2 separate regions of the Mus musculus genome follow, and region 1 is linked to region 2. The links are chromatin loops, found by intact Hi-C in ENCODE. Cell type or tissue: left cerebral cortex. All regions are shown on one strand. Each heading gives the region's core, and the rest is flanking DNA. Links, peaks and the distances in the headings are about the cores only. Region 1 has its middle 22 kb from the start of Gm22296. Region 2 overlaps Sfta3-ps (surfactant associated 3, pseudogene).

Evidence for each region. Hi-C counts contacts between places; a loop is a spot of excess contacts. Peaks named below come from ENCODE experiments on the same cell type or tissue, not always from the same donor. Only the 100,000 strongest peaks of a DNase experiment are listed, where the experiment ranks them.
Region 1: a loop joins it to region 2, with 4 times the contacts of the local background. A loop is called at or near these places in 2 of 42 quality-filtered maps.

What each region holds. Positions count from the first base shown.
Region 1 is chr12:55,887,085-55,890,004 of GRCm38, reverse strand. No RefSeq gene overlaps it. Among named protein-coding and RNA genes, the nearest start is that of Gm22296, 22 kb to the left of the region's middle. In left cerebral cortex, for the core only: a CTCF peak has its summit at 1,276 (motif pointing left); a DNase peak (open chromatin) is centred at 1,261; H3K4me3 peaks cover 221 bases.
Region 2 is chr12:56,526,381-56,529,300 of GRCm38, reverse strand. Sfta3-ps (surfactant associated 3, pseudogene) reads left to right here. Exons shown (of 7, transcript NR_045082.1): 1 at 1-493. Among named protein-coding and RNA genes, the nearest start is that of Sfta3-ps, 1.6 kb to the left of the region's middle. In left cerebral cortex, for the core only: no CTCF peak of the experiment used is centred there; no DNase peak of the experiment used is centred there.

The DNA of each region.
Region 1 (2,920 bases), core at 240-2,739, 640 kb after region 2:
AACCGGTAGAGATTTAGCAAGAAATAATACCTCATACTGAGGTTATAGTTATAGACTTCAAAACAAAGTGTTATCATTTAAAATTGCTGCTGTTTCTAAAATAACACAGTGCAGCTACCTACCATCTGTTGGTCTCAGACACGGGGCTAAAAAAATAGTATTTACCTGTCCTGACCTGAAAGTCTTTCTTCATCATTTTAGTCACTGGAAGTTTATCCTCTTGTAGGGAGTAAAAACTAAAATATAATTCTCTTTTTAAAATGTTATATAAGAATAAATATCTTATAACAAATATTTTATAATTAAATTTATTTTATTTTTATTTTTTATTTCTGTTTATTTGTCTATTAAATGGGCTCTTATATTACAGCACAGGCTGGTCTTGAAATATTGATGTTCCTGCCTCAGCCTCCCAGGGGCCAGGATTGTAGGCATTGAGCCACCACACTCAGCTTGATTCATTCTCTATACTTCCCTTAACAATTTTAAAACTACACACACCTTTATCACACGTTGTAAGTGCGATGTATAATCTTAGTTAACCCGACTACGTTTGGGTTCAGTTAAAACCAGTATGTTGGGCACACCTGTGAGGGATTTTCTTAATCCTATTATTTCAAGCAGGGAGACAGACCCTAAATCTGCCCGTGCCCAGTGGCAGCCCATATGAAAGGACGTGGAAGAAGGAGTCTGCATTTTTTGCCTGCAAAAGCAAAAATTCATTCTGTAACTTCTGATCCTTTAGAGAACCAACAAATACAATTAGGGTAAATATAGCATGCGAGGATTTGCTTAATACGTGTGTATGGTGCATGTATGTATGCATGAAGGTGTACTTATAAGGATAGAGGAACCAATCAAACGGTTTGAAAAACTCTGCCCTTGTTCACCCAAAGGCTTCCTTAGTGTTGGCTCTCTAGCTTCATTTTGGGGTTTTCTTCCTATCTACTGAGTTAGACCTCTGTAAAAGCAAACGCCTTTATCCCTGGACTCCATTCCAGATGGCTGGGAGAACATCTGGCACTGGGAACCGGCTGAATGGGTGAGAAAACCCAGCGACGTTCCAGCCTCCTCCCATTCACTTGTCCAGGAACGTCTCTCACTCATCCTCCAGACTGAGATGACAAGTGCCCAGGGGTTTTCGGGTGACCAATCCCTCCTCAGTCCCAGGGTTCGTAAACTGATCCAGGAAATGACAGGAAATTGAGAGATGTCAGATATGTCCTTTCTACTATATAAACTACCTGGCATTGTAACATAAGAGCCCAAAGTGCCCTCTGCTGGTGACTACTGTTAGCCACTGCAGTTAAAAAATAAAATAAAAATAAATAAAAATAAAAATACTGCAGAATTCACTGGTGCACATGGTCTATGTAGTTCACACATGGCTGTACTGCATTTACCATTATGTTCTCCAACTGACAAAATGGAATTCAAGCCCCAAAATTTAAGGTAACTCTAACTTCTAAAAATCTAAAGTTTAAAAAGTTCCCTTTTAAGCTTGTTTTTAAATATTACAAACAAATCTACACAATGTGAAAGTGAACAGAGACGTCATGCCTAACACAGAGAAAACTGTTAGAGGAGAATAACTGTCTTCAAATTTTGTATTACGTACAGTTGTAGTTCCAAAATAATATATTAGGTGTCCACATGAACAAGCACAAAGCCCTGAGTTACTTGTTCATGTGGACATCTAATAAATTATTTTGGAACTACAATTGTATGTAATGCAAAATTTGAAGATAGTTATTCTCCTCTAACAACTTTCTCTGTCACAGGATGAAATATAGAAACAAAGTGTGGAGCAGAGACTAAAGGAAAGGCCATCTAGAGACTACCCCACCTGGGGATCCATGCCATATACAGTTACCAAACCCAAATGTTATTGTGGATGCTGGGAAGTGCTTGCTGATAGAAATCTGATAAGGCTATCTCCTAAGAGGCTCTTCCAGAGCCTGACAAAAACAGAGGAAGAAGCTCGCAACCAACCATTGGACTGAGCTCCGAGGTCCGGGGTGGAGGAGTTGGAGAAGGGACTGAAGGAACTAAGGGAGTTTGCAGCCCCATGGAGGGAACAACAGACTAGACCACCAACCAAAGAATACACATGGAGCGACCCATGGTGCTAGCCACATATGGGGCATAGGATGGCCTTGTTGAACATCGGTGGGAGGAGAGGCCCTCGAGCCTGAGGGTGTTCAATGCTCCATTGTAGGGGAATGCCAGGGCGGGAAGATGGGAGTGAGTGGGTGGAAGGGTGGGGGTACACCCTCATGGAGGCAGGAGGGAGGTGAGATGGGATAGGGGGTTTCCGAAGGGGAGACCTGGAAAGGGGAAAACATTTGAAATGTAAATAAAGAAAAAAATGCCCGGAGGTACACCTCAGCCCGTCAGCTTTTCTCCTCGCTGACTGAGGAGGCGCAGGACCGCCCTCTTTCAGGTTCTGTCTACCACCTAAGAATCATAAGCATAATCATAAAAATCATATCCTGAAATCTTTTACAAGACTTATTTGCACATGCCTGCAAAGAGATTTGTGCACCAAGTGTGCACGTGATTCCAGAGACCAGAAGAGGGTGATGGATGCCCTAGTACTAGAGATATATAGACAGTTGTGAACAGACACGTAAGGGATGAGAACGGAACCTAGATCTTCTAGCAGAGCGGCAAGTACCCTTAACCACACAGCCATCTCTCCAGTGCCAATTCCTAGAATTATTAAAATTATGTTCGTCTGTTGCTAATAATGTCGTTGACTACTATTCTATGAACTTGGATTTAAAAGAGAATTAAGGGGTTAGTGAACTATTTTGGTGAGTAATGGCACTTGTTACCAGGCCTAATGATCTAAGTTGGCTCTCTGGAACCACGGAGTGGAAGAAATAACTGACAACCATGAATTATCCTCTAACTTACA
Region 2 (2,920 bases), core at 271-2,770:
ATAGAGCTGGGGTCCTAAAGGCCAAGAGGCAGACGAGGAAAGAAATGTCACAGTTTGTGGGAATACACTGGAGATAGGGCCTAGCCAGGTGGAGATAGCTTGGAGCCCGCGAAAACAAGGTAAGCGGTGTCTGGGTCCAGTTAGCGAGACCGGCGTTCACGTCTGCGGGGCTATCAGGGCCTCGAGGAGACAGCGCTCCGTGCCACTGCTTAGTGCTTGGCCTTTCGTAGGGATGGACTTGCTTGAGAGTCTTCCAAGAGATTTTTAAGTGATCTGGACTGGGAGCTCCATTGGCGATGTTTGGATCTGGTTTTGATTTTGAAAGCCCAGGAAGATTCGCAGACTTTCGAGGCCGCACACTCTTCGGGCTGCCCGGAATCTGGGCAGCGATGAGGACTGAGAAGCTGTCTCAAGACCTGAGTCTCTTCTCAGGCGATCCCAGATAAGAGGAAGGAGAGAGAGGTTTTCTGACTTCCAACTCATTAGGGACCAGGTAAGGTCAATGCTTTCTCTATTATGTCTTTATCTTAAAAGCCGGCCAATTTAAGATGGGGGGTGGGGGGAGAGGGATACAGAATCTGTGTGAACCATGCTGATATAGGCTAAATGGCTACTGCCTGATGAGCTAAAGTCAACCAGGCAGGTGTTCAGTTTTTATAAGCAAGGAGTTGAAGACGAATCGGCTAGCATAGTTTCTCCTCCTTCGCATCCCTCCCCAGTTATTAGAGCGAAGCCGGGCGAGCAGACGGTTTTATTAGTTGGGAAGTCCTTTGGGAAATGTGAATCTGAGATAACATGATCCTTCCGCTATTTAGAAGCTTGTTTCAAACGAAAAGACATGGCCTAAGGGTATTGGAAGGGATGGAGGTGGTGTTTTCCTTGCTCAGCTTGTTCCCAGATGCCTGGAGCCACCTTCATCGGTCCTTGCTACTTTACTGGTTGTGTGTGCTTCACTGTACCATTGTGTCTCTGGGGCTTCAGCTCACCTTCAGTGGCACCCAGTTTGGGATCCTGCCTCAACAAAAAGTTTTCTGGTGTCTCTTCAAGTGGGTGGCTTTTGGAAGGTGTGGCCTCTCTGCAGTTACCCTCTCAGCATCCCAAGGAATTGGTATGGGTGAAAGTAAAGTATGTATTTTATTGAAGGGCTGAGTCAAGGGCGGCATGAACCCTCACCTCCACCCCACACATTTGCATTTCTGAACTTTCTTTAATGATGATGTCTTAAAGGAATGGAAGAAGAGCTAGGTCAGCGAGACAGCACAAGGCTTGCCACATCTGAAACCACAGCTGAAGTGGTGGCTGCATTTCTTCTTGATAGTGACCTAATGCCAACTTGGAGAGTATCTAGGTGCACCCCTGGTCTCTGTCCTCATTTGATAAGTTCCCATTTTATTTCTGCTTCCTAGACATTTATCCCCTTTATTGTTATGGCTTCTTGCATAATTTTGGATAACATTTTCCTATTTTAATGTCTTTTTGGTTGGGGGTAGGAGTTTCCAATGTAAGTTTATTGCTGCTGTGTCGTGCCTGAAAGATAAATAAAAACAGAAACAAAAACATTGTCAGTGTTAGGACTTGGTAAATGACTCCTTTCCCCCGATTGGAAACATCTGTTTCTACCTACTCCGTATGTAGGTATAAATGTGATGTAGGTATAAATGTGAAAAGTGGATGTTTTTATTTATGTGTGTATGATTTTACATGCCTATTCAAAAGATTTTCTAAAAATGAAACTCAAATACAGAACTGAATGTTACAGAACATATTAGTTAGATAGACGAAAATTGAATGTATCTATTACCTCAAGACACCAGATGAAGCCTAGTTTCCCTTAAAGAGAAACAAAAATTCCTTATTTTGGCCCATTTTCAGCTGGGATGTTTATTTCTTGTCATGTGAAACTCTAGAAGACTGCTTTGTGCTCAGAGATGTTAACATCATTCATTAGCAAGGTGCCTGAGACATATCTGTGCACAAGACATCTTACTGGACTGGCAATGTCTAGTCATAGATGAGTTGGTAAGAATACTTCCACTTAGCAAGGAAAATCGAAACAAGAAACATTTCTGCATTCTATTGATATCAAAGGGTCACTTTGTGTGGGTCTAAACATAGTCGTGGAAATAAGAGCGCCTGTCTGCCTTACTGTTGGTGAAGAGTGAACAAGGCAAACCCTGCCCATCATGTCCTTCCGTGTTCTAGAAAATCTTGTCTTTGCTAGTTAGCACTCAGTTATCAGGAGCAGAGGTTGTTGATGGAGTGTCTCACTTCTAGGACATTGGGTGATTGCTGTTAAAATTTATTTCCAAACTGTGAGAAATTATCCTGCATATAATGGGAAGAAAGCCTTGAGTCCCCCCACACACAACCCCCACCCTGCCACTTACTGTGCCTGAAATGATTCTGTGAGAAATCACCCAGAAATACCACCTTCTTTCAATTCCCACTTCTCAAAGATGTTGCTTGAGGTTTCCAAAGTGCTAGAGACACAGGCTTATTTGATCTGCATGCTACTGATTTACCTCATCTCCCACATACACCGCATACATACCGTGAACACTGGGATGTAAACCTGAGAATTGCCTTAACAATCCTCTGAGCTAGCCGCCTGTTATGCCCTAACTCAAGATACCCAGACAATATTTACTGAGCTGACTATCCTGTCTAGGCCAGAAAGTTGTTAGAGCCCCCATAGATCTTTCCCGGAGAACCAGGTTTCTAAATAGGCTTGCAGAGGCAGGCTACTTCAGAGGATTAATTGTCTCTCCAGACCTGGCCACTCCTTGGTGCCTCAAGGTCTGCAGGCCTGTGTAGGGGAAGACAGGAGGTGGGAGGGCAGAAGACTGGCAGCTTATTTCATCTCATGACTTTGCTGGGGGGAAAAATGCAACCCTGAGTCAAAAGCATGCAGGCATCCCTG